5 separate regions of the Homo sapiens genome follow, and all the other regions are linked to region 1. The links are chromatin contacts, found by Hi-C or POLR2A ChIA-PET in ENCODE. All regions are on one chromosome and are shown on one strand. The core of a region is the stretch at or near the end of the contact, and the rest is flanking DNA. Distances in the headings are between cores, read along the strand shown.

What was found. Hi-C counts contacts between places; a loop is a spot of excess contacts on that map. ChIA-PET counts read pairs that join two places held with the same protein, here RNA polymerase II (POLR2A). Pooled maps may share reads with other maps.
Region 2: a loop to region 1 is called in a pooled map, with 3 times the contacts of the local background. The contact joins two enhancer-like sites. A Hi-C loop is called at or near these places in 1 of 168 maps with a recorded cell type or tissue (PC-3) and 7 of 50 pooled maps. POLR2A ChIA-PET finds 5 or more read pairs at or near these places in 1 of 52 experiments (WTC11).
Region 3: a pooled map shows a loop between it and region 1 (8-fold over the local background). The contact joins two enhancer-like sites. A Hi-C loop is called at or near these places in 1 of 37 single-sample maps with no recorded cell type and 10 of 50 pooled maps. POLR2A ChIA-PET finds 5 or more read pairs at or near these places in 3 of 52 experiments (A549, activated T-cell and endothelial cell of umbilical vein).
Region 4: a loop to region 1 is called in a pooled map, with 5 times the contacts of the local background. The contact joins two enhancer-like sites. A Hi-C loop is called at or near these places in 3 of 37 single-sample maps with no recorded cell type and 6 of 50 pooled maps.
Region 5: a pooled map shows a loop between it and region 1 (3-fold over the local background). The contact joins two enhancer-like sites. A Hi-C loop is called at or near these places in 1 of 37 single-sample maps with no recorded cell type and 3 of 50 pooled maps. POLR2A ChIA-PET finds 5 or more read pairs at or near these places in 1 of 52 experiments (OCI-LY7).

What each region holds. Positions count from the first base shown.
Region 1 is chr14:60,751,880-60,755,883 of GRCh38, reverse strand. All of the region lies in intron 1 of MNAT1 (MNAT1 component of CDK activating kinase), which reads right to left. Among named protein-coding and RNA genes, the nearest start is that of MNAT1, 19 kb to the right of the region's middle. RefSeq lists enhancers at 1,769-1,818, 2,229-2,508. Within about 2 kb of position 1,988, at least 5 of the 41 ENCODE cell types and tissues checked have a DNase peak (open chromatin) inside an H3K27ac peak, as active enhancers do.
Region 2 is chr14:61,251,177-61,255,180 of GRCh38, reverse strand. It overlaps a transcript of PRKCH not described here. Among named protein-coding and RNA genes, the nearest start is that of TMEM30B, 28 kb to the left of the region's middle. RefSeq lists enhancers at 1-238, 1-412. Within about 2 kb of position 2,345, at least 5 of the 41 ENCODE cell types and tissues checked have a DNase peak (open chromatin) inside an H3K27ac peak, as active enhancers do.
Region 3 is chr14:61,176,532-61,180,535 of GRCh38, reverse strand. No RefSeq gene overlaps it. Among named protein-coding and RNA genes, the nearest start is that of TMEM30B, 100 kb to the left of the region's middle. RefSeq lists enhancers at 1,068-2,267, 2,382-2,883. Within about 2 kb of position 2,360, at least 10 of the 41 ENCODE cell types and tissues checked have a DNase peak (open chromatin) inside an H3K27ac peak, as active enhancers do.
Region 4 is chr14:61,101,657-61,105,660 of GRCh38, reverse strand. No RefSeq gene overlaps it. Among named protein-coding and RNA genes, the nearest start is that of SLC38A6, 120 kb to the right of the region's middle. RefSeq lists enhancers at 828-1,742, 1,112-2,311, 3,575-4,004. Within about 2 kb of position 1,825, at least 22 of the 41 ENCODE cell types and tissues checked have a DNase peak (open chromatin) inside an H3K27ac peak, as active enhancers do.
Region 5 is chr14:61,078,975-61,082,978 of GRCh38, reverse strand. It overlaps a transcript of SLC38A6 not described here. Among named protein-coding and RNA genes, the nearest start is that of SLC38A6, 100 kb to the right of the region's middle. Within about 2 kb of position 2,303, at least 2 of the 41 ENCODE cell types and tissues checked have a DNase peak (open chromatin) inside an H3K27ac peak, as active enhancers do.

The DNA.
Region 1 (4,004 bases), core at 739-3,238:
AGAGATGTCACTCTGCTGTTCCCTCTGTTGCACTCAGTTTCAATGCCTCTCCTAGGACAAGCATCTTATTGGACTATATATGACAGTGTTTAAAGGTAAGTCTTTTCAGTATAATGCCAAAACAAGAGCCAATTACTTCATCTGCTGTTCAGGTGAGGAATACTGATTTATTACTATGCTGGAAGGAAAACTGGCTGCGCTAGGTTTAATGAAAAATTATTTACCCATATGGACAATTTCTGATCCTTAATATTAAGGGTAATCTTCACTATATTTTCTGCTTTACATGACTTTAGAATACAAATTCCAGGCTGTGTGCAGTGACTAGCCTACAATCCCAACACTTTGGGAGGACGAGGCAGGAGGATGGCTTGAGCCTAAGAGTTCAAGACCAGTATGGACAACAAAGCCTGACCCTGTCTCTACAAAAAATAAAAAATTAGGCCAGGCACAGTGGCTCACGCCTGTAATACCAGCACTTTGGGAGGCCAGGGCGGGTGGATCATGAGGTCAGGAGATCAAGAACATCCTGGCCAACATGGTGAAACCCCGTCTCCACTAAAAATACAAAAAGTAGCCAGGTGTGGTGGCACGTGCCTGCAGTCCCAGCTATTCTGGAGGCTGAGGCAGAAGAATCACTTGAACCTGGGAGGCAGAGGTTGCAGTGAGCTGAGATCACTTCACTGCATTCCAGCCTGGGCAACTAAAAAAAAAAAAATTAGGTAGGCATGGTGGCACACACCTATAGTCCTAGCTACTTGGGAGGTTGAGGCAGAAGGGTTCCTGAGCCCAGAGGTTTGAAGTTACAGTGAGCCGTGATCATGCCACTGCACTCTAGCCCAGGCAACAGAGTGAGATTTTGTCTCTGGAAAAAAAAAATACGTATATACAAATTCCACATAAGATTCAACTCCACTGTATTTCTTACTTACAGAAACAAATCTATTAACAAGGTGAAAGTATTTTTATAAAGAATTAGTTTCTCAAATTGCTACTTCATGCGTTATAGAATGTAATCCAGACCTTAGTCAATGACAGGAAGCTTACAGGATTCTCACTAAAAACACTAAATTATTATCACATCTTACATGATATTAAAATGTTTACCTTTACAATACTACTAGATTCCCCCTTGATTACTTCTGAATAAAAGTAGTTCATATGCCTCTGAACAAAAGCCACTTCTCTAATGACAATGGCTTGTTGAACATGCGCCCTTAGAAATTTCTCCCTATTGCCAGGCGCGGTGGCTCACGCCTATAATCCCAGCACTTTGGGAGGCCGAGGCGGGCAGATCACAAGGTCAGGAGATCGAGACCATCGTGGCTAACACGGTGAAACCCCGTCTCTACTAAAAATAAAAAAAAAATCAACCAGGTGTGGTGGCACACGCCTGTAGTCCCAGCTACTCAGGAGAGCGAGACAGCAGAATCGCTTGAACCTGGGAGGCGGAGGTTGCAGTGAGCCAAGATCGTGCCACTGCACTCCAACTCCAGCTTGGGCGACAGAGCGAGACTCGGTCTCAAAAAAAAAAAAAAAAAAGAAGAAATTTCTCCCTATTATTAAAAAAAAAATAAAATCCCTAATATGTGTACAGCTTTTGGCAATGTGCCTTTTGTTTTAATAAAGATGAAGGGATTCTATTAGTTATCTGTTGCTGCATAACAAAACACCACCAAGCTTGACAGCTTAAAACAATAAACAATTTATTATCTCACAAAATTTCTCAGTGTCAGGAATCCAGGAGCAGCTTATTTGTCAAGATATCAGCTGGGGCTGCAGTCATCTGAAGACAGGACTGGGACTGAAGACTAAGATGGCTCACTGACTTGGCGGTTAGTAGAAGGTCTCAGTTCTTAACCACACGGAACTTCATAAGGCTGCTGACGACACATAAACTGTCTTTCATGACAGCAAGTTGCCCAAGAACATAGAGAGTAACCACATGGAAAGCCACAAAGTCTTTGTTAAAGACCTAGCCTTGGAAATGAGAAACTTCTACCATATTCGATTGGTTATACAAGCAACCCTGATACAATCAGGGAGAAACTAAGCAAGGACATAAAAAGTAGGAGACAAAAATCACTGGGAGCCCTCTTGGATTCAAGGTATTCCAGTGATAAATATACATATGTGGTTGGTGTGGTTTTACATATGGCCACAAATTCTTTATACTTCTTTCATCAAAAGGGGAAGCCCAATTCCCCTTCCTCTGAATGTGAGCTGTATTTAGGACTCTGAACAAACAGAATGCAGCAGAAACGATGGTGTCTGAATGATGTTCATAGAAGACATCGTGGCTTCTGTTTGTCTCTCTCTTGAATCATCCACCTGAGGAGAAGAAAGCTACTATGTTGTGCGAACACTGAAGAAATCCTTAGGAGAGGCCCATGTGACAAAGAACTGACACCTCTAGCCAAAAAATAACAGTAAAGAACTGAGGACTCCTGACAAAAACCACATGAGTGAGCTTAATACAGTCAGCCCTCCATATACATGGGGTTTTGCATACTGTGAATACTGTATTTTCAATTCTTATTTGTTTTGTTTTTTGAAATCCACATATAAGTGGACACACACTTCAAACTCATGTTGTTTAATGGTCAACTGTTTATCCTCCAACTCCAGTCAAGCCTTCAAATGAATAGAGCCCCAGCTGAAACTTGATTGCAATCTCATGAGACACCCTGAGCCAAAACTACCCAGCTCAGCCATGCCCAAATTCCTGATGCACAAGAACCGTGAGAAAATAAATGTTTGTTATTTTAAGCCATTTAGTTTTAGGATAATTTGTTAGACAGCAATAAATAACTAGTGCAAGCCAGGTGCGGTGGCTCACGCCTGTAATCCCAGCACTCTGGGAGGCCAAGGTGGGTGGGTCACCTGAGGTCAGGAGTTCAAGACTAGCCTGGCCAACATGGCAAAACCCTGTCTCTACTAAAAATACAAAAATTAGTCGGGCATGGTGGTGCGTACCTGTAATCCCAGCTACTCGGGAAGCTGAGGCAGGAGAACTGCTCCAACCCAGGAGGCAGAGGTTGCAGTGAGCCAAGATCACACCACTGCACTCTAGCCTGGGCAACAGAGTGAGACTCCATCTCAAAAAATAATAATAATAAGTAGTACAATGGTAGAGTAATATGAAATTTCTTACAAAATTAGTTACTGAGTCAAAACTTAAAACAGCATTCTCCAAAGTGTTTTTTGTTTGTTTGCTTTGAGACAGAGCCTCACTCTGTCACCCAGGCTGGAATATAGTGGCACACTCATAGCTCACTGCAGCCTTGACCCCCTGGGCTCAAGCAATCCTCCTACCCCAGCCTCCAGAGCAGCTGAGACTACACAGCACACACACATACAAATAAGAAGATAAAAATTAAAAGAACTCCTCTGTGAAAGTATTATGTATAATTTTTTTCTTTTGTCAAAACATTTTTTAATATTATCTTGTGGCATTTTTTCAATAAAACATAATAGACATGCTTAAAATAAATCTATTTTAAAATACATTTTTTAAAAAATGCAAATATTAAAAACTATATTCCTAATCCCAAAGAATATAGAAATAGATCCTTAACTGGTCCTCACTTATGCTCCAATAGATCTCAAAAATACAGCATCTGGCATGTCATACTTCATAAATCCCATCACTTTTGAAAGCTTTTTTGTCCCATATCTTCTATTCCAAATCCATTCTAGATCAGTAGCAAGAAATAAGATCAAATAAAACAACATATTTTGGTAACATTATCTGAAACAGTACCAAAATATGATGATTTTTTTAGAAACATGTCAGTTAACACCAGGAAGTAAACACAGTAGAACTATTTATAAAGAAATTATATCTAATATTGGTAAATTTCAAGATATTTATATTTTAATGAGCTGAATTGTTTATAAGTAAACCAGTTAGTGCTAGATGCAGTTTGCTTCAGTTACCTGAAATTAGAACAGCAAGTTCATTAAATATATATAAATCAGTGGTGCAGAGGCACTGCACCATA
Region 2 (4,004 bases), core at 1,096-3,595, 500 kb before region 1:
TCCTGCTAAGAGGTTAGAGGACAACGTTGAGAAACTGATTTGAGAGGAATTGAATTTGCTATTCTGGGTTCACAACTCCAGCCCTAATCCTGATAGCGCAGCAAGAAGGGCTGCCATAATCTTGAAGGGTCCCTTTGAGAGAGTGTGGGACTGCAGTGAGGATGGAACAGGGCAGCTTTCCCAGGCAGGGGATGTTGTCTTGGTTATTCACGGATCTGCATCACCGCCCTTCCTGGAACCTGGCAGGCGGCAGTACAGAGCTGGTGAAGGAGGAATGAAGGAGGAAGCCATGCTGCACTGATGATGGTTTGGCGATGCTGGTCTACACCAGAAAAATTGGATTCTCCCTAGAAAAGAGATTTGAAATTCCCTGGAGATTTCTGACCATGTCCTTTGGAAGAAATATTCATACAGCCAGGGAAACCTTAAAATCAACTTGCTTTTATTCTTGCCCAAAATTAAAGGCTTGCCTACCAACAACTTTCCTCTCAAAAATTGACATCTATGATTGCCAATCTTTTAGTAGGTTTTTATGTTTGTTTGTTTGTTTTGTTTTATTTTGTTTTGTTTTTTAAACAGGGTCTGTCACCGGGATGGAGTGCAGTGGTGTAATCACAGCTCACTGCAGCCTCTACCTCCCGAGCTCAAGTGATTCTCCCGTCTCAGCCTCCCGAGTAGCTGGGACTACAGGCTTACACCACCACACCCGGCTAATTAAAAACATTTTTTTGTAGAGATGGAAGTCTCCCTATGTTGCCCAGGCTGGTCTCAAACTCCTAAGCTCAAGCAATCCTCCTACCTTGGCCTCCCAAAGTGCTGAGATTACAAGCATGAGCCACCGTGCCTGGTCTAGCATGATTTTTATCACGACTTTTTCTGTCTTTTAAGATTGGAAAGGCATAAATCAATATTTCAGGTAAAAGCTTGTTATTTATTTTCCTGAGAATTTGGGGAATTTTCTTCTAAGGCCATTCTGGGATGTTAGCAAACAGCTTTTAGAATCACTGATCTATATCCAAATGATAAAACATGAGAGAGACTGAAAGCTCTCTGAGAATAGAAACATAACTTTTTCAGCTTTTTATACTCCTCAATGTCTCGCATAGAGTTTCGACATAGTAGAAACTCTATAAATATTTGTTGAAAGAAGAAAGGAAGGAAGGAAGGAAGGGAGGGAGGGAGGGAGGGAGGGAGGGAGGGAGGAGGGAGGGAGGGAAGAAGGAAGGAAACATGTACACAAACATTTGTGTACGTGTTTACCTCACCTTTAATAATTATACCTGTGTTCATTGAACATTTACTATAGGCCAGCCACCACTATGCTAAGCACTGACCATATATTATCTCATCAAACTCTCCTAGTAACACTTTGCAGTGGACACTACAACCAATCCAATTTTGCAGAGGAGGAAACCGAGGCTTAGGAAATTTGGAAAACTTGCGCACCGTTGCCTAATTAGGCAGAGTCAGATTAGAAACCAGTATAATTAGGCATTATATGAGAGGCAGAGAGTTGAACCACCAAGCTCTGCCTTTGCTGTGCCCCTGAAACACAGTGTGTAAAGAGGACACTGCAAACTTGAGCATATTTTAATGCATCAGGATATATGCTGTGTGCAAGGGAACTTCCTCTTTTCAAAAGCACTCACTCTCCCTGCCCCCCACCCCAGTGAAGGACCTAAGGATTCTGAAAATATGCAGCCAAGGGGAAAAGTCTGGCAAGGTGTGCCAAGTTTTCTTTGAATGCTTTTGTCCCCTGCTGACCTATCTCAAACACATCTCCTTTCCCCAGGAGTTCTGAAAACTCAGTCTTGAAGTCCATCCTGATTTTGGGTCTATGAGAATCATGCCTCACGCATCCCTGCCTGTGCACAGAAAATGTGCAACACTGGCAGGCAATTAGAAAAGAAACAGTCCAGCTATTAGGCAGTTAAGCTGCTCTTAGAACCTGGGTGCAGAATATACGGAGCTCTTAAAAAATTGCTTAACATAAGTATTAAAGGGCTGTAGAAATGGCACAGTCCACAAACGGTGTTTCTAGAAACCTAAAAAAACATATATTATGGGGTTGGTTTTTAATCTCATAGAGTTTAAAAGGTGATTTTAAAACAAAAACAATTTTTCTCCTCCTCCAAAAGCACCACTGTAAAAACTGTTTCTTGTTTTTCTGCTAAGGCCGAGCAGCGCTTGTTTGCCATCATTCATCCAGCAGAGGTCTCTCTTGCCCACCATACGCTCAGAAGAGTCCCTTGCTTGTGTGTGTGTATTCAGTACCAGGGGCGTGACCGTCAGGCTGCAGAATGAAGAAATACGGACAAAGACTTTCAGGCCTGAGAGACTAAGGAGAAAAGAATCTGTGGCTTTGGAGGTGGGATTGCAATGTTTGAGAAATGTATACTTTAATAATGACTGTGTTTGAACAGTAGGCTTCAAGTCTGTACTTTAAACTTCTCAAATTTTGAATAAATTGGTCACTTCTTATTGGAAAATTATTAGTTTTACTTGTGCTGTTAAACTTACATATACACTGTGTCTCCTTTCTGTGTGTCATTATCAAGCTGTGCAAATAGGGAAAGGGGAAGTCACGTTGCCTCTGTTTCCATTTGTCCAGGCCACTCTCAGCCAGATATCTCATCCCAGAGTGGAGCTTGGCCTCAGTGAGTGCTCTGACCTTGGCAGAGCAAGGTGGTCCAACCCTTGGTGCATCTCAAGTGATTGTCCACTAAGGGTGGAAGTTAGTTCTTAACTTTAGCAGCTTCCTCTGTCAGGAACTCAGAGCAAATTCACATGGGTTGTTGAGACCAGATCCCAAATCTGTGGGTGCATGGGAAAGGTGTGCTGGAGAAAGTCACGGTCTTCCTTCCTCCCCACAGAGCAAGGCCTTCTCCTGAAGCCACAGGACAGACCAACGAGGAATCATGCTGCCCCACGGCCAAGTTCTGATATGACACCAAGGGAGGCAGGCATGGGTTTCCATACTGAGGGAAGCAATCTGGTGAGGATGGAGCTGGATCAAAAAAGACATGTTAAAAATAAGACCCTCGGCTGGGCACGGTGGCTCATGCCTGTAATCCCAGCACTTTGGGAGGCTGAGGCAGGCAGATCACGAGGTCAGGAGTTCGCGACCAGCCTGACCAACATGGTGAAACCCTGTCTCTACTAAAAATACAGAAATTAGCTGGGCGTGGTGGCGTGCACCTGTAATCCCAGCTACTCAGGAGGCTGAGGCAGGAGAATTGCTTGAAGTCAGTAGGTGGAGGTTACAGTGAGCCAAGATTGTGCCACTGTACTCCAGCCTGGGCGACAGAGCGAAACTCCATCTCAAAACAAATAAAAAAAAAAAAAAGACCCTTATACAGTTTTGTTGGGAATGTTAATTAGTACGACCACTTTACAGAATGATTTAGTGTTCCTCAAAAAACTAAAAATAGAGCTACCCTATGGTCCAGCAATCCCACTGCTGGGTATGTACCCAAAGGAAAGGAAATCAGTATGTCCAAGAGATATCTGCACTCCCATATTTGTTGCAGCACTGTTCACAATAGCCAAGATTTGGAAGCAACCTGAGTGTCCATCCACAGATGAACAGATAAAGAAAATGTGGCATATATATGCAATGGAATACCATTCAGCCATAAGAAAGAAAGAGATCCCACCATTTTCAACAACATGAATGGAACAGTAGGTCATTTTGTTAAGTGAAATAAGCCAGGCACAGAAAGACAAACTTCCCGTGATCTGACTTATTTGTGGGAGCTAAAGATCAAAACCACTGAACTCATGAAGATAGAGAATAGAAGGATGGTTATCAGAGGGTGGGAAGGGTAGTGGAGGGAAAGTGGGATGGTTAATGGGTACAAAAAATAATTAGAAAGAACGAATAAGACCTAGTACTTGATAGCACAACAGGGTGACTATAGTCAGTAACAATTTAATTGTACATTTAAAAATAAAAGAGTCTAGCTGGATTGTTTGTAACACAAAGGATAAACGCTTGAGGGGAT
Region 3 (4,004 bases), core at 1,111-3,610, 420 kb before region 1:
ATTATGAGATTATTTTTAAGGTTTTTTTTTTTTTCTCATCAGCTATCGTTAGTGTATTTTATCTGCGGCCCAAGACGAATCTTCTTCCAGTGTGGCCCAGGGAAGCCAAAAGATTGGACACCCCTGCACCCTCCCAGCCCTCCTTGAATCCGGGTCACTCAGGTTCTGGAAGCATCTCAGTCCTTGTCCTTCACTCTGGCTTCTTGGAGGTTTGGGAGATGCTGGGGTCCCAGCCGCTCACTGCAGCTCTTGATGTTGGTCCAGTTGATCTCGTCTTTTCGGGTGCCCACCTTCTCTCTAGCCATGCCTGTTCCCATCCTGGTTGAGTCCTTCCCTGGGTCTCTTGATGTTCTGTTTTCCATCTACCCAGCTTATAGGACTCCCTCCGGGGGCCAGTGAGTGGCAAGCCCAGATGGGAACCCAGATCTTTGATAACTGATGCTTGGCGCATTGTACTCCTCAATATTGCTTTCCTTTGCTTTGCAAATTCCTGCCTGTTGGCCACAAATAATGCTTTGTAAGACATAGCCTGAGATTTATTATTCCAAGTCAAGCAGAAGTCATGCTAATCTGGTGAAAAGTGTTTTCTGTTTGTTTTGTTTTTCTGTTGGTGGTTTAAGATCCTACTGGAAGGCTGGACACAGTGGCTCATGCTTATAATCTTGGCACTTTGGGAGGCCAAGGTGGGAGGATCGCTTGAAGCCAGGAGTTTGAGACCAGCCTGGGCAACAAAGTGAGACCCTGTCTGAAAAAAAAAAAAATTAAAATCTTACTGGACTTGGGACATTGCTTTCTTGTTTTCAGACACACTTCTGGAGTTCATGGTTTAACTGACATCTTCTACATTTGCATTAAGAAGGCTTTTACTTGGATGAGGCTTAGAACATACATAATAGGGGGATCAGGGACACCCTCTATTTTTCCCCTTCCAAGCAGGCCCACACCCCTGCCTATTCTTCCAGGAAAGGGGAGAGTCAGGACTCCAAGACAACCCTTTGAACTGCTGAAGTCCAGTGCCACTGACGAGTCACATTCCTTTGTCCTCCCCCCTGGTGCAGCAAAGTGTGCATGTTCTCACCATCCTGGATCTGTTGCATTTCTGTTAATAAGTCAAAAGGGTCGAATTAAAATGTACCATTTGATTGGCCATTCCTTTGTTGTCTTTCTCTTCCACTGAGATAAATGCCACCAGGGCAGGACTTTACATTGTTCCCCCACTACATCTCCCGTGCCTAGAATCTGGAAGACCAAAGGTGCTCAACAAATACTTGTGAAATAAATGCGTGAGTGATGGCCCCAACTCTTACATTCTAAATTTCTGTCGTTACAAGAGACAAAAGGGCAGAGTCCATTTCGGCTGCCCCCATCCCTTCATCCCCAGAGTTATGAAACTACAAATCCTGAGACCTCAATTCTCCTCATTCCACTCGGAGATGATTCCCACCTCTTAATGTCCTTTCTTTTTGGCCTTGTTTTTCTTTCCATTCTTGCATGTCTTTAACTCTTCTACTAATAACACAAGTGACCCCATTTCCTCTGTTGTCTCCAAACCACTATCCATGCCATTTTCCCTTCAGTTTGCCTTTGGTGAGAAAAAAAAAATATTCTCCCAGAAATGTGACTCAGAAGTAATCAATGTAAATGTCATCCAAGGCCATGGGGAATTTCTTGGCCATGAATCACATCCCTTGTGCTGAGAACCTGGGTTATAGTCATGGCAGAAAGTCCCAGCACCCAGAAACACCCCCTTCCTCCCCAGCCCCATGCCCACTGGATGCAAGAATTTCTCCTCGTCCTTTTTTGTTGTGGCTGTCCTTGGGCACATTGGGCAAAGGCTCATGCAGGCTTGTTTCCCTTCCCAGCTTGGTTCTGTGACTGTTGCAATGGACTTTAGCGCCTGGCAGGAAGTGCCTGGCTCACCTCCGCTCCAGCAACTGTGGCTGCCACTGCTGATGGAGGAATGAGAGACACAACCCACGGCCAGGTTTCAGCACAGGCTCAGGACCAGGGCACCTCAGATTTTCCATGCCAGCTGGAAACAGGACATGAAAGGTACAGGTTAGGAAGGAGCTATGGCTGGCGAGTTCAAAGGCCCCATTCATGAAGTTTAAAAAAAAAAAAAACACTTTCGGTATTTAGATTGCTCTGCCTTCTTTGTTCTTTCACTTTTTCTCTCAAGTTTGTAGAGCAGGTCCCAGTGCATGAATTTGAAAATAAGAAAGAAAGAAAGACAGGAAGGGGCGGGGGGAGGAAGGGAGCCTAAAGCTCATCAAAACCTGCACAAAGGTGACACTCATGCATATGCTATCAAAGTGGAAGGGAAATACATCTGTACCCACACATAACAGGCAGTGACAAGTTTAGAAATTGTTATCCCGGTCATGGGAAGGTCATTGACAAGTTTTTCAGGTCTCCAGTAAGTAGGAAAATGATTGGGGCAGACTGAGTGTCTAGCAACCTTGAATGAGAGAAGCAGAAAGGCACAGGGGTAGGCGCGTGGGCTTGGAGCCAGTCTGTTTGGGCATTCCAATTGTAGGAAGTAAATGAAATAAACCACACAAAAAAGAATCATCCTGGCACATGATGGGCTCTCAACAAATACCAGTGAAAGTAATGAATGAATATGTGAAGTGCTTCTCAGAGGCCCAGGGCACGGAGGGGTGCTCACTGAAGAGCAGCAGCAGGAGTAGTCATGCTTGAGCCCAATGTTGGAATCCCTTCCTGTCACTCGGCTGGGTTTGACTGGGAGCAGTCGGGACACCACAGGACTAGGGGAAAGAGGAGGATCCACTACACCCAGAGCATCTGCTCTGCCGGTGAGCAAGGCTGATGACACAGATCGCAATGGCAGTGACAGGAACAGTGAAGGGTCACTGTCTTTAGAAAAGGCCATGTCTAAATGGGTGCAAACCTAGCCAATCCCCTCCAAAAGAAAGTTCCCAGCTTCTCTGACCGGGGACTTTCTCCGCCAGCACCCAGGGGATGAAGGAACAATTTTCCTTTATCCTGTGCCTGCAGCACAGCACGGCACAGGCAGAGCCTCCTGTTTCAAAGGCAAACCTTGAAGTTTACAGTGCCCTCTACCTGAAGAGAGTTAGTTTAAAAATCAAAACGTGGCAGAAAGTCAGAGCTGGTAGAGAATTTGAATATTACCTAGGTAACCCCATATTCACTGAGGCTCTGCATTACTCAAAAAACCCACCTGGAGGCCAGGCGCGGTGGCTCATGCCTGTAATTCCAGCACTTTGGGAGGCTGAGGCGGGTGGATCACCTGAGGTCAGGAGTTCGAGACTAGCCTGGCCAACATGGTGAAACCCTGTCTCTACTAAAAATACAAAAATCAGCCGGGCGTGCTGGTGGGCGCCTGTAATACCAGCTACTTGGGAGGCTGAGGCAGGAGAATCACTTGAACCCGGGAGGTAGAGGTTGCAGTGAGCCGAGATAGTGCCACTGCACTCCAGCCTGGGTGACAAGAGTGAAACTCTGTCTCAAACAAAACAAAACAAAACAAAACAACCCAAAAACCCACCTCAAACTACTTTAAGCAAAAGAAGAAAATTCCTTGGCTCACAACACCCAACTTGCAGAAGACAGTGAGTTGAACTGGCTTTAGGAACTAGTAGGAACAGGGACTTAAACGTGGTCAGAGCTCTTATCTTAACTTCTGGTATTTCCAGACTCATTTCCAAGCTGTGGGACATTCCTCAGAGTCAGTTTTTTCCATCCGTGTAATGGGAATATTAACTTTCCTATCTACCTCCCAGAATTATTAACATGATCAAATGAGAAAATACATGAACAGAGGTACATATACAGTTGGTTATTAACACTTGTTTTTAAAATGTGAATTTATTGTGATTGAATTAAAGTATTGGGGACAATGTGAACATAATTCAAGTTTCTCATAGGCAATTTTATCTGCAAGAGAAAACTAGATTAACATAGAAGATGGCACCCAGCTGAACTGAGTCTTGTCAGGATTCACAAAATGCCACATGCACATA
Region 4 (4,004 bases), core at 576-3,075, 350 kb before region 1:
TTTGAGGAAACAGCAGAAGCAGGAAAGTCACCGTCAGACTTTCTCCCATCTCTCTCCCTTGAAGAAGGTCATAAGACCACCGTTTGAAAGATGCCTTCCCTATATCCAGAGGAAATGAATGTCCTTATCTCTGAAGACACTGGGACACAGAGAATATGAGCAAATGGGCCTTGCCAAGTCCCCCTTCCCTGTTGATTCCCATTAGATCAAAACTTTTTGTCCTCCAGTCATACTTCTTCATGACCGGATATCCACACTTCATCAAACCTAAGCATAAAAATACACAGGTTTCCCTGTTTCTTTGGCTCTTTATTTCTGAAAGCTCCTGTGTCACATAAAATTTACATTGAATACATTTGTCTGCTTTTCTCTTGTTAATCTGTCGTTTGTTATAGGGGCTTTGGCCATGAACCTAGTGATGGGTGTAAAAGAAATATCATCTCCCCTGTAGTATAAATTATATGAAGTGAAATAATGGAATGTGACTGTCTGAAATGCTGGCCAAGTGGATCAAGGCTACTGTGGGGTTGACTGGCCAGTAAGGAGGCAGAGGAGCAGAAGCACCAAGAGCAAAGGACTTTCAATTCAGCAACTATGAATTGAGCATCTTTTATGTGCCCAGCCTGGGCCAAGTACTAGGGTTGCTGCAAAGAAGACGGTGACTCGTCTAGCGGCCCTGATGCTTCCATCTAACCAGGAAGATGGACATTAACCAAATGACTTCACAACACATTATTTAAATACAGAGGTGGTAAATCCATGTGGAAAACAGAGGGGTGTTAGGAGTGCATATAACAGAAACACCTGACTTCAACCAGAGGGAATGGAAAGGCTGTGGAGACAGAAGTGGAAAGCTGTCTGGGGCTGCCCCACATTGGCCTTGCTCAGCTCCAGGCCATCAACATCCTTAAACAGGCTTTTGCTCTGGGAAGCCAAGTAATTTTGTCCTCCCACCAGAAAACTGGCATGTTGAAGTCCTAACCCCCAGTCCCTCAGAATGTGACCTTAAGTGGAGATAGGGTCTTTAAAGAGGCAATTACGGTTAAATGAGGTCACGAGGGTGGAGCCTAATCCAACAGGAGTGTGTCCTTTTAAAAGAGGAAGACATAGACATATGCAGATGGAGGACCACATGCATTTGCAGAGAAGACAGTCTTCTGCAAGCTGAGGAGAGAGGCCTCAGAAGGAATCAACCCTGCAGACAACTTGATCTTGGCCTTCCAGTCTCCAGAACTGTGAGACAATCCATATTTGAGCCATCCAGTCTGTGGGACTTTGTTAAGACAGCCCTAGCAAACGAATATAGCAGCCTAAGTGAGGAGTTTTTGTCCTTTGCAATCGAAAGAGCCCTACTAATACTGGGAGCAAACAGGCTCCATTTTGGGAAGGGAGGATCCTGGCTGGGCCTGAAGATGTCACTGGGGCTGTCTGGGCACAGGACAGCTCCCTTTGTGTCTGTTCAGCCTCATTGTTCTTCCCATCCCCCCACACGGGGAGATTTGCAGCAGACACCCGCTTCCCTGCTGCATGGGGAGCAAGCTGGTAAGGAGAAACCCCCGCCCTGCGTGGTTATGGGCTCCCTGATGTTCTAACTGTGGATCAGTTATAACAGTCCTGCAGGGAGGAGGGGGTTTACTGCCAGGAAGAAAAACCCCAGGAACCCAGCCTTTCTGCTTCTCGGGACAGTGGGGGCCGTGGGGTGGAGTGAGATTCTCCAGCCATGACTCATGCTAGGTTTCATGAGTAAGGGAAGTTAAGAGAGTCATAATGACTGTACTGAAAAGCAGTTAAGTCCATCTTCACAGCAGCATTACACGGAATTAAAAACTGCACAATTTGATCCTATTTGCAACCACAGCTGCCATAAACTAACATATAAGCAAACTGAGCAGAGTGAACTCAGTGCCCCTGATTCAGGCTACGCATATGGGCCTGTATCCACAGTGCTTTGAGCTTCAGCAGAAAAGACCTCACCCTTCCATTCCGTTCCTATTCCTCCGAACCACTGAAATCACATGGGTGTCTGCCCTTTGGGTGGGGACACCATCAGAGCTGGCCTCTGCCAGGGGAAGAAGAATAGGGGCCTCACTGGCCAGGCCTCAGAGATTCTGAGAATGAGACTCACTGTTGTACCGGTAAGAAGAAAACCCGCAGGCTGCTGGAAAGGTGAATTATTTGTAGCCATGGCTAGAGCTGACTTCCCATTCCCACACTTCCAGCAGAAGAAAGACTTGGACAGACAGCACTGAAAAAATCCTGGAGAAGTGGCGGGCCCAACAGGGAGAAATGCAGGCTCTTTCACAGAGGACAGGAGATTGACAGGTGCTAAGTAGGGTGTGTGAGGCCCGCCAGGGGCTTGTGCCGCACACCCATAGTCAGAAGTGGAGGGAACCTCTTCCTCTCCATTAGCCAATGCTCTGGACACTGGGTATCGAGTACTTTCAATCCAGCTAGTTGGCACCATTGCTTCCATATGTGTGCTGGAATTTATTGAGTACCAAGTGTTTACAAAGTGCAATATTACCCACAGAAGAAAGCTTCAAAAACAGGAGCAGACTACTTTCGGTGGCTCTGCCTTTGACCTTTGTGCAGATCAGCAGCGGCAACTGACCTCCCTACGCCCTTTTTCAGTGGAGTAAACAAGAGGCAGGGATGGTCACAGAAAAGGGAGTTAGTCATCCAACCCCTTTAGTTGTCCCTGAGCCCACCCAAGCCCTATTTGCTTTGTGCTAACCTGGCCTCCAAAGGCAACAACCAATATTTGCTGTGTGCCTTGCCAGGGAGACATACAAAGCAGCCCATGTTGGAGTGCGAGCCAGCAGGATTTTTTTCAACCTAACTGGAGGAGACATGTGCACGTGAACTATTACCAACAGCACAGGCATTGTGGATAAGAGCCAGGTGAGGGACCTAGACTTCTGAGAACCAGGGAGAAGCCATTTGCTCTCCTACTTCCTCAAGTCACCCTTTGATGACACCCGTCCATGCCTCCCCATGAGGCCAAAAGGAGAAAACAGAGCACAATGAAAGAGACCATATTCTCTCAGCAGTCTCTACTCTCATACCTCTACCACCCTGTCCCAGAGTGGGAGGGAAACCTTGAACTGCTAAAGGAGCTCACTTCCCTTCCCTAAACAAGTCTTAACAATGAAAACCAAAACTATTTCTTGAGGGCCTACTCTGTGTCCTGCACTGTTTGGTTATTCTTTCCAATCTTCATAATAATTCTGCAATACAAGTGGTATTTCCCCATTTCACAAGTGTGAAAATACAGACAATGAAATTGTTAAGTCACTGCCAGGCAGGATGTAATGCAGGAGAGTCTGATGACAAAAGTTTCCTCCCCAGCCTGCCTTGAAATTGCTCAATGTTTCCATAATCAGTGATTACAACTCATTCGATTTCAGGAATAATAAATTTAGAGTGTGTCTGAAAAGGAGTTGAGCAGCTATAAATAAATACTTGTGTACATTCTCTTGAGCGAGATCCAGGAAATGGTCAGGAGCCACAGTTCTTCTACCTGGAATCCATTTTTCATTCAGGACACAAATCGGCAGCCTGCTGATCTCTGTGCATCACAATGCAAGGAGAGTGAGGCTGTCAGCACTGTTTCCTTGAATCCTGCTGTGCAGTGGCAATTTATTCTAGGAAGCACGCTGCAGAGCATGACCAAAAATAGAAATGCAGGTTTTGCATATTTCATTTCCTAATGCTAGTAGCACTATGACACTTTTGATAGAAGGCTGGGATGGCTGCTATGATGTATCAAACTTTATTGACACTTGATGTGTCCCAAGTTGGCTTGAAATGCCAGGTACCTCAAAGGGGACAGTTTCCTTGAGAAAAGCACTTGCTTGAGAGTCTAATATTTGAAGCACATTAGCCTCACCTGATGCATTAAGTTTCTAAACCTAAATAGGCACCAGGACTAATGTGCTCTTTAAGGCTTGGGCTGTGGTCAAGCATGTGTTTTGACTTCATGTTTTGAAACCATGAGGATAGCA
Region 5 (4,004 bases), core at 1,054-3,553, 330 kb before region 1:
TCAATTATTCCCGGATATGTTCAAAGGTGAGAGGACACTGAGAAAACACTGTGTCTATAGGGTCATTCTGAGGAAACACTGTAATAAAACAGCCTTTAGAGATGACTTCCCTAAGGCTAGGGTCAGGAGTCCCTTCCACAGGGCTCCAGTGGACAGCAGAGAAGGCCCCTGTCCTGGAGTGCAGGCAGAGGCAGCTGCATGGACAGAGGCCCAGAGGCATGATCCCTGCAGTCATGAGCAGGATGTGGCGTGGTGACTAGAAAGGGCCTTGAGGAGAGGGGTAGAAACCTAGGGCAGGCCTGACCCTTCTCTACTGTTCATCTGAGCAACGTGGAAGGCACCTACAGGCGTCTGCAGGTGAGTCTCTGCTTCAGTCAAGCAAACAGGAATTAAACTACAATGCTACTACGGGGTAATGAGTGCTGCAGAAGCACACTGAAGGGGCACCTAAGCTCGGCATGAGAGCCCAGCAAAGGGTTCTGGGAGTGAGTACTCCTCTTGGAGGAAAAGTAAGAGGTGGCCAATGAAAAGGAGTGTGCCCTTCACTTGACTAAAACAGAGACTCATGGAACAAGAAAGCCCATTTGCAGAGACCCATCATGGCAACAGGTCTTGGTACAAGTTAAAAAACAAAATCAAAGCAGTCAACAGGACTAAAGACATTCTCTGAATTTCCAGTGAGTAAGTAGGCTCACTGGAGCTGTGACAGGCAGACCAGTTTTACGATTTCAGCCGTATGACAGAAGACAACAGCAGGGGATGGGGTGGTTATCCAAAGATCTCAAACTTTTCAGTATGTTTTAGGTGAGGGTGGTGCGGGGGTGCTAATATTCATCCATCCATTGATGCACACTTTGGGGGACACTGTGTTAGGAAGTGTGGGGATGCAGAAAAGCAGAGGTGATGGTCACTGCCCTGCAGTTGTTTACAGCCAGGCACCTGGGACTACACATAAACACGAGGCACTACAGCACTGCTGTGCACTCCCATGTGGCATCTTCCTGAGGCACAGCCTGTCTCTCCCATGTTACCGATACCACGTTCCACAGAAAATGTAGTACTACACAGCCTACCCCAGTGGTTCAGAACCTAAGCTTGGAATCAGGATTCCATCCTGACTTTTAAAAGTTTGACACTGGATACATTATTTAACCTCTCTGAACCTGTCTTGTCATCTGTAAAAGAGAAATAATAAAGCCTTCCCTTTGGAATTGTGAGGGTAAAATGAGCTAGTCGCACAAATTAAGTACTCAGTAACAAAAGTACTTAGGGATTCAGGAGAGAAATTTTTTTTTGAGACAGAGTCTCGCTCTGTCGCCCAGGCTGGAGTGCAGTGGCGGGTATTGGCTTACTGCAACCTCTGCCTCCCGGGTTCAAGCGATTCTCCTGCCTCCACCTCCTGAGTAGCTGGGATTACAGGCACACACTACTACGCCTAGCTAATTTTTGTATTTTTATTAGAGATGGGGTTTCACCATGTTGGTCAGGCTGGTCTCGAACTTCTGACCTCTGGTGATCTAACCACCTCAGCCCCTGCTGTGGGATGGGTGGTCAGGAAAGGCTTCATGGAACATGAAAGACTTACGCTGGACCTGGGAAGATGGGTCTGGGATTTCTATGAGTGATGAGCAAAAGGACAGTTCAAGCAATGACCCAAAGCACTGGTCAAAGTAGAATAATTCCTGTGGTCTCTGGGCCCAGATCCTTGTCCAATTTACCTTGGTTTCCATTCTTCAATCAAACTTCCTGGCTCAGACAACACCCCATCTATGGCCCCTGCTTCCAGGTCTGGCTAATTCCTCTCCTGCTCAAAACGCCTATGATTTGCTACTTGCCATGTGGCCCTCTAATTCCATCCCAAGGCTCCAGAGGTGCAGATCTGCAAACCAGCATGATTAGCCACCATTGCTGGCTTCCCATTCAGCATATAAATCTAGTGCCTGGGATTACCTCATGCCAGAAAACCGAAATCCAAGTCAGATGGTTAAAGCATTAATAGCAGTGAGTGTTGTAAAGACTCAACAATGTGAACCTTCCCAAAATGAACCATCCTGACCTCCCTCGCGCTGACAATGCGTGTGTGACATCATGTGTAAATGAGCCTTAAATTTGAACCAGGTGCCGAGAGCTGTCTGGCGTCTCCTGGCTGCTGTATTAACCACTAACATGCACAGGGGGATTCTGAGGCAGTAAAATGGAGCGAAACCAACAGCAGTGACCAGGGCCCGGTGCAGCAGCTGTAGCAGAGAACATTCAAATCACACCCACCCGACTGGGCCTGGGCCCCCGGGTCCTGTAAAGCATATTTCCGGAGGGCTGGGGAGCCTAGGGAATTTGGCTGCCTTCATGCAGAGACAAAAGCTCCCCATGCAAATCAAACCACTTCGACTTGCTTCCCAGACTTGATTCTGAGCTGTTTTGATTTGCATCCATGAGGGTAGAACTCAAGTTCAGACTGAAGCTGCAGTTGGTAAGAACCAAAACCTATTGCATGCAGGTACAGGCAGTGTAAGATATATTTTTGGAAGGCACAATTTCCAAAGGAGAGAGTCAGCTCCAAATTCTCAGGTGCTATGACTTTCACCAGGCTGGGACCTGGAGAAAAAAGTGTGCCTTTGTCCATTTGGCATCACAGAGTCCCTCAGCTGAGCCTCTCCCCACAATAGGTCACATAACACGCCAGCTCTAGAGAACACGAAATCAAATTTGGAGGGATGGAATTAGGTGTGTATAGTGGGTGGGTGTCCTTATCATTGTCAGTCATAGGTATGAGAAAGTAGATGAAGAAGAGTAAAAGCAAGTTAGGAAGAAATAGTTCTTTAAAAAATTAAGCCTGCATAAAATTAACAGGTTATGTTGTTGTTGTTGTTATTGCCTTTTAATGCTTATTGTTCATGGTGCCCAATCTCAGGTTATTAACAGCTTGGCCATGTTAAAACCTGTATCCTGATCATCACTAGCAGGCCTACAGCAGAGACTGGAGACAGTGAGGATAAGAAAGAGGTGTACCAAGTGATCCTCTCTTGCTGGGGACTGTTCTAGAAGCTCTACACATGCTGGGGAAAGGAGCAGAAGCCAAAGACAGGTGAAACTCCCATTCCATGGATCCCACAGGATTTCAGCCTCAAAGAAATCCTTCGTTGTTCAGGGCACACTCTTAAACCATCAACACTCACCAAGTATACTGCACTGTACCATGAAGTCTCTGAGGTGGATGGGTAAAGTAGGGATGGGAGGCAGGTTCTGGATGGAGGATACAAAGGAGTTGGCAGATGTGGAACCTTTCCTAAAGGCTGTCGCAGGGTGGTTAGACATACAAATATACAAGAATTTGTATATTTTATCATTTAGAGAAATTAAATGTAGCATCAAGATGTTGAGCATAGGTTTCCTGAGTAATGGAGCAGTTACATTAAGTCATAGTCAGGTAAGTCCTTCTAGAGGAGGTTGAGTGTGGAAACAGGTTTTGAGGGAGAAGAAACGCTTTGGAGGGGAAAGAGAAAAACAACATGAATGGTTTGTGCAAAAGTTTGGAGGCAGGAGGCCGGGCACAGTGGCTCACACCTGTAATCCCAGCACTCTGGGAGGCTGAGGTGGGTAGATCACCAGAGGTCAGAAGTTCGAGACCAGCCTGACCAACATGGTGAAACCCCGCCTCTAATAAAAATAGAAAAATTAGCTAGGTGTAGTAGTGTGTGCCTGTAATCCCAGCTACTCAGGAGGTGGAGGCAGGAGAATCGCTTGAACCCGGGAGGCAGAGGTTGCAGTAAGCCAATACCCGCCACTGCACTCCAGCCTGGGCGACAGAGCGAGACTCTGTCTCAAAAAAAAAAAAAAAAAAAAAAGTTTGGAGGCAGGAACTCATAGGAAGTCTCTTAAGATGCCAGAGGTCTTGACCTGGCTCGGTGGCTCACGCCTGTAATCCCAGAATTTTGGGAGGCCAAAGTGGGCGGATTGCTTGAGCTCAGGAGTTCGAGACTAGCCTGGGCAACATGGTGAAACCC